Linked DNA regions of Homo sapiens: region 2 is linked to region 1. The links are chromatin contacts, found by Hi-C or POLR2A ChIA-PET in ENCODE. All regions are on one chromosome and are shown on one strand. Each heading gives the region's core, a stretch centred on a gene start or an enhancer-like site at or near the end of the contact. The rest is flanking DNA. Distances are from core to core; before and after follow the strand shown. Region 1 holds the start of TTLL4 (tubulin tyrosine ligase like 4). Region 2 holds the start of ZFAND2B (zinc finger AN1-type containing 2B).

Region 1 (3,156 bases), core at 396-2,895:
TATTTCTTTTTTTTTTCTCAAGAGGGAGTCTTGCTCTGTTGCCCAGGGTGGAATGCAGTGGCACAATCTTGGCTCACTGCAACTTCTGTCTCCTGGGTTCAAGCGATTCTCCTGTCTCAGCCTCCTGAGTAGCTGGGGGCTACAGGTGTGCACCACCATGCCTGGCTAATTTTTGTATTTTTTGTTGGAGACGGGGTTTCACCATGTTGCCCAGGCTGGTCTTGAACTCCTGACCTCAAGTGATCCTCAGAGTGTTGGGATTACAAGTGTGAGCCACTGTACCTGGCCAACATTTGAATATATTTCTTAAATCTCTTATAATCTAAAACATCTCTCCTCATTTTTATACCCTAAAATTGTTGAAGGAAGAAGAGGTCATTTATTCTGTACATTGGCTCACATTCTGGATTTGTTTGATTGCTTTCTTGTAGTGTTATACAGTTGTTTCTCTTTATTTCTTGTTAACTGGAAATTACAGCCAAAACTTGATTAGAGTCACTCAACTTTTTTTTTTACAAAAATACGCTATACTTCATAAATATTTCTGTTCAATTGCATCACATCAAGAAACAATGCTCAGCTGTCCCATGTTTCGTGATCTAAGATTGATTAGTACATGTAGGTTATCTTCAGTGTACATCCTTCAGTGTAAAATTCTCCCATAAATTATCTAATACTTTTAGCATCCATCAACGACTGTTGACTAAATAAGTTATTTATTGAGATCCTTCCTCTGGTCCAGACTGTTTTCATCAGATTAGTTTTATCTTTGTCCCCTTTATTTCTGTAGCCAATTGCCTAGGAAAGATCCTTTCATCTTCCAGCTTTCTTAGATCTCCAAATCTCTCAGGTCTACGGACATCTGAGGCAGGAGCGCGATCTGGCTTGCCTGGGGAGCTAACGAGATAAGGAATTGAGTCAGTATTTCCTAACGTTCACACTTGAAGCCCATAAAGCAGGCAGGTGGTTTTAATTTTGCCCCGCTGGGTGGGTTGGGGTTAGGGAAGGATGGGTTAGAGGGAGGCAGAGTGAATCGGGCAATCTCCCCTTTCCTGCGGTCAAACTCAAAGGCTTTTTCTAGAAATCCTTCAACTGAGCCTGGGCCCTTTGATTTTCAATTGAGGCAAGGCCAAAGAGTCCAGGCCAGGCGTGGGGGCTCCCGTTGTAATCCCAGCGACCAGGAGGCTGATGCAGGAGGATCACTTGAGGCCAAGAGTTTAAGACCAGTCTGGGTAACATAGTGAGACCCTGTCCTGAGAAAAAAAATTTAAAAATAGCCCAGCATGGTGGCGTGCCTGTAGTCCCAGCTACTCGGAAGGCTGGGGGCGGGCGGATCGCTTGAGCAGGAGTTCAAGTTCGCAGTGAGCTATGATCACGTCGCTGCACTCCAGCCTGGGCGACAGAGCGAGATTCTGTCTCTAAAAAAGAAAACAGTCCATAGGGAGTAGGTGGAATTAGAGTAGAAAGAGAGAGTCCTGGATGCTCCGAATGGAGCCTTTCAGAGCTTTAACCACGGGACTACATCTCCCAGAATTCCGCTCGCCGGATCCCACCGCACTGAAGGGACTGCGCGTGCGCGAGTCAGGTGACGACCCGCCCCTACAGGCCCCAGAACCCCCGAGATTCCCCGCGCTTGCCTCCCGCCCTCTTCTTCCAGACTCTCGGTCTGTCCGCTGGGGGCGCGCGCGGTGTGTGGCAGGCGGCAGCGGCGCTGGCGGCCGAGTGCGCTTGTCACGCGTGGCGGTGCGTGGTTGCTAGGGGCGCCTGAGGCTGCCGGGTAGCCCAGCAGGCCGAGGGAGGAAGTAGCGTGGAGCCGGTGCCGAGCCGGGGCGAAGCTGGATCCCCTAGGTGAGTGCGGCTGCGGAGCCAGGGGAGCCGACCCCAGACACTCCGCCGGTCCCACGCTCCCGACCTCCCTCTACCTGAGTCCTTTCGCGCGGGTCCCCAGCCCTCCGGCCACTCTCACCCTAGCCCCGCTTCCTCCCGCCACCTCTCATCCCCCGGGAGGCCAGGGAGCCGCGGCCTCCTACCCGGCCGGGACTTCGCGCCTCCTCGGAGCCCTTCTCCTCTCCGCCACGCCCCGCGAACTTAGTCGGCCTCGCCTCCGGGTGCCCGAACACTGCCTCATCCCCTAGTTATGGCCTCCGAGCTTCCTCTGTCCTGCCGCGCTGAGGTTTAAATTCCCTCTGGGTGTGAGCCCAAGCTCCTCGCAGGCTCCAGGGCCGAATTTAACATGGATATCTGCTTTTTCACTTCTCCATCCTCAGTATCTGTAGAAGAATACGTTCCTAAACTCCACAGATTCAAACAGGATCTGAGATCCTGTGGAATTTAATTCTTCATTCATCAATTCCTTTATTTAATCATTCACTAAACAATTTTTAGTAAACATTGACAAATATTTAATGAGCCTGGGTACAATGGGAGGGATTGAGGGGATAGAGTGGCTAATAGGACAAGCATGTTTTCACGGAATTTACAGTCTAGGAGATTATTAATCAAGTAAACGAGCATTTGCCATACTGTGGTGTGTGCTGTGATAGAACAGGAAATACTTAATCCGGACTTACTTAGAAAACGACATTATTGCCATTCCTCCTGGTCTTCACATTCCCATTCTGGATCTCGGAAATATTTTAATCCTTCCTTGATGAAATCTTCTTTGCTTTCTCAGATACTACAAATCACCTATTCTTTAACTGCAGCACCTGTTGATTTAGCATTTGGGGGACCCTTTGGGACAGTGTTCCATCCCATCCTTCTGTTTCTTGCACTGAATACTGAGACACTGTTTGCATTTAAACCACCCACTTTGTGCTCAGAAAGTTAGCAGCTACTTATATTGGACTGAATCAATCCTTGAAAAATTATCAAGTGTTTTCTGCGAATAGAGAGGTGGGAGGACATTCCAGATACACAGTGGCTTTAGGAAAGGGACAGCAAGTCCTGAAAAGAGAACTGGAAACAGTTTGACAGACCTGGGCTAGATTTGGAGGGAGCCATCCAGTAACAAATAGAAAGAGTGAAGTTAATAGGGGTTAGATCACAAAGGGCCTTGGATGTTTTGCTGAGTTAGAACTATATCCCTGGAGCAGTGGTTTTCAAGCTGGAGTAATCAGGGTTGTAGACTTCCAAGGGATACACTTGCACGTCTAG
Region 2 (3,156 bases), core at 657-3,156, 500 kb after region 1:
TTTGGGACAACGGGTGGATGCCACCATGCCCAGCTAACTTTTTAAAAATTTTTTTTGTAGAGAGGGAGGTCTTACTATGTTGCCCAGGCTGGTCTCAAACTCCTGGACTCGAGTGACCCTCCCACCTTGGCCTCCGAGGGATGGGATTACAGGCATGAGCCACCATGCCTAGCGAGGTATTTCTGTATAGCAACATAAGAACAAATGACTACATTTGCACTTCAAGCATTCTGGCTCATGCTCAAAAATGAGATCCGAAGATTTTTATTTTTTGAGTTCCACAAGGCTTTGGTTATCTGAGCATTTGTAAAGTGGGAGTGGGGAGAGAGGCAGTGTTTATCTTTGTTTAGTCTGCTCCATACACGTTTCTCCAAACTGAAAGCCTACAATTCTTTCTATTTTTGTAGAGACAGGGTCTCACTATGTTGCCCAGGCTGGAACTCCTAGGCTCAAGCGATCCTCCTGCGTCAGCCTCCCAAAGTGCTGAAATTACAAGCGTCAGCCACCATGCCGGGACTGGAAGCCTACAATTCTAAATTGTACTGATGAATATAGAGAGGAAAAAAAATGAATAAACAAAATTCTTAGAACCAAATGATTATAATGAGACTGGGAAAAAATTATTTGAAATCTGACAGTTATATATTGAAACAAAATAAAAGCATTTATAAAGTCCTGGATGCAATTTAAAATAAAAAGAATATTGGCTGGGAGTGGTGGCTCATGCCTGTAATCCCAGCACTTTGGGAGGCCGAGGCGGGCAGATCACGAGGTCAGGAGTTCGAGACCAGCCTGGGCAACATGGTGAAACGCCGTCTCTAAAAATACAAAAATTAGCTGGACGCAGTGGTGTGCACCTGTAGTCCCAACTACTTGGGAGGCTGAGGCAGGAGAATCGCTTGAACCCGGGAAGCAGAGGTTGCAGTGAGCCGAGATCATGCCACTGCACTCCAGCCTGGGTGACAAGAGTGACACTGTGTCTCAAAAAAAAAAAAATTATATTGGTCAGGTGTGGTGGCTCACGTCTGTAATCCCAGCACTTTGGGAGGCCAAGGCAGGAGGATCACTTAAGGCCAGGAGTTCGAGACCAATCTGGGCAACAAAGAGAGACCCCTCCCCAACCCCATTTCTACAAAATTAAAAATTAGCTGAGCACGGTGGCTTGTGCCTGTAGTCCTGGCTACATTCAATAATTACTAAGAATATTCTAGGCTAGGGTTTTTCAGAGTGTGGTGCATGGCAATCTGTGTCAGAATTCCTTCAGGTGCTTCCTACTGAATTAGAAGCTCCAGGGCCCGGAAATCCGCATTTTAAACTAGCTCCGTAGGCGATTTGGATTCACACTAAAGACTGAGGACCACACTGTTCTAGGCACTGTTAGGTGCTGGGACCTAACACGAAACAAGGTAGACGTGGTTCCTGATTTCCCAGTATGCTCATATAGGGGTTGGTCGCATTAGTGATATGGGTGCTAGAATGGAAGAAGTAAGATCACATAGCAGGTGCGCCTAGTTCAGACTGAGGAGGGATCTGCAGCTCTAGAGACGTCTGTACTTCAGAGAAATACAGGAGCTGTCAGCTCGTGGAGGCGAAGGGCAGCCGTGGCCGTGAACAAAATGGCCAGGAGGAGGGCATCGTGTGTGAAGCGGGCTAAGGACCGAATTGTGAAAGACCCCAAACCACCCAGCCTTCCATCCCCCAAGATATCCGTCTTTGCCTTCGCTGGCCTTCCTCTGCGGAGCTACGCCCGCGCCCAGGGTGGCGGAGCCGCGCATCAACACCCTCTCGCCTCGGGACAGTCTTCCGACTCAGCCTTCTAGAGCAAGGCGAGGCGGGGCGGGGCTCAACCGAGGCCCTCCCCGGCTGCCCGGAGACTGCGCCGGACGCGCCAGCCCTGCGGGATGACGTCAGCGCGCCGCGCGCGCCGAGGGAGGAGCGGGCGCCGGGGGCCGGCTGGCGCGGGGGCTCCGGTAACCCGGGCTGGGCGGGGGAGAGGAAGGGGCGGGGCAGGGAGCCCGCCAGAGTGCGGGGTCGCGGTGCGGACTTCGAGCACGAGCCCTAAAGACGCTCAGCACTCGTCGCTTCTCCTAGCAGACCCTGCCCGGCTTGGCGATGGAGTTTCCGGACCTCGGCGCTCACTGTTCGGAGCCGAGCTGTCAGCGCTTGGGTGAGGGGCGGAGCGCGCGGGGGGCGGGGCCCAGCGGACAGGGACTTTGAACCGCAGGTTGGGAGGGAAGGGTGGGCTCCCAGGCTGGCAATGCCGGGGGGCGGGGCTTGAAGCTGGGGGGGGGTGGTCAGCGGCAGAGGGGGCGTGGCCAAGGAGGTAATGGGCTTGGGAAGGGGCGGTGTGTCGAAAATAGGGTGGCGTTTTCCTTCCCGAGTGGAAGACTTGAGTGAGAGAGAAGGACATCGAGGTCCCGCTGGACCTGCAATCCGACCAACTCTTTGCAGATTTTCTGCCGCTTAAGTGTGATGCCTGCTCAGGCATCTTCTGCGCAGACCATGTGGCCTACGCCCAGCATCACTGTGGATCTGCTTACCAAAAGGTGAGGGGGCGATCCTCAGGGTGAAAGCAGGCAGATGGAGAATGCGTGCAGAATCCCCCAAATCTGTGTCTCACGTTTCTTCTCCCTTTTGTCCTTCTGAGGCTGTCAGTGCTGGGAAACACTGTTTTTTTGCGTGTTTGTGGTGGGTCATATCCAAGTTCTTTCAGGACCAGAGATTTGTTGGACTGGAGTGGGCCACAGACTGACCCTTGCTCCTTGACTACAGGATATCCAGGTACCTGTGTGCCCTCTCTGTAATGTGCCTGTGCCTGTGGCCAGAGGGGAGCCCCCTGACCGTGCTGTGGGAGAGCACATTGACAGAGACTGTCGCTCTGATCCAGCACAGCAAAAACGTAAGGTAAACATTGTAGGGGTCAGCCACAACCCAGCTGGGACTACGGATGCCTGGAAACCCAAACAGCTAATCAGAGTCTCAGCAGAGACAACCTTCTCACTTCACCTCAGATCTTCACCAATAAGTGTGAACGCGCTGGCTGCCGGCAGCGAGAAATGATGAAACTGACCTGTGAACGCTGTAGCCGAAACTTCTGCATCAAGCACCGGCATCCACTGGACCATGATTGCTCTGGGGAGGGGCACCCAACCAGCC

What was found. A loop is a pair of places that touch in the nucleus more often than their neighbours do. ChIA-PET counts read pairs that join two places held with the same protein, here RNA polymerase II (POLR2A). Pooled maps may share reads with other maps.
Region 2: a loop to region 1 is called in a map of CD8-positive, alpha-beta T cell, with 4 times the contacts of the local background. The contact joins the promoter of ZFAND2B here to the promoter of TTLL4 in region 1. A Hi-C loop is called at or near these places in 2 of 168 maps with a recorded cell type or tissue (CD8-positive, alpha-beta T cell and naive thymus-derived CD4-positive, alpha-beta T cell), 4 of 37 single-sample maps with no recorded cell type and 13 of 50 pooled maps. POLR2A ChIA-PET finds 5 or more read pairs at or near these places in 2 of 52 experiments (HEK293T and Panc1).

Annotation. Positions count from the first base shown.
Region 1 is chr2:218,709,190-218,712,345 of GRCh38, forward strand. TTLL4 (tubulin tyrosine ligase like 4) reads left to right here and starts at 1,646. Exons shown (of 20, transcript NM_014640.5): 1 at 1,646-1,848. LOC124907983 (a long non-coding RNA gene) reads right to left here and starts at 2,295. Exons shown (of 2, transcript XR_007088089.1): 1 at 2,031-2,295; 2 at 413-897. RefSeq lists an enhancer at 1,448-1,547 and silencers at 1,928-1,977, 1,988-2,037.
Region 2 is chr2:219,204,876-219,208,031 of GRCh38, forward strand. It overlaps ZFAND2B (zinc finger AN1-type containing 2B), which reads left to right and starts at 1,907. Exons shown (of 9, transcript NM_138802.3): 1 at 1,907-2,167; 2 at 2,452-2,546; 3 at 2,773-2,904; 4 at 3,012-3,156. The coding sequence starts at 2,113. RefSeq lists enhancers at 1,499-1,748, 2,866-3,156 and a silencer at 1,799-2,198.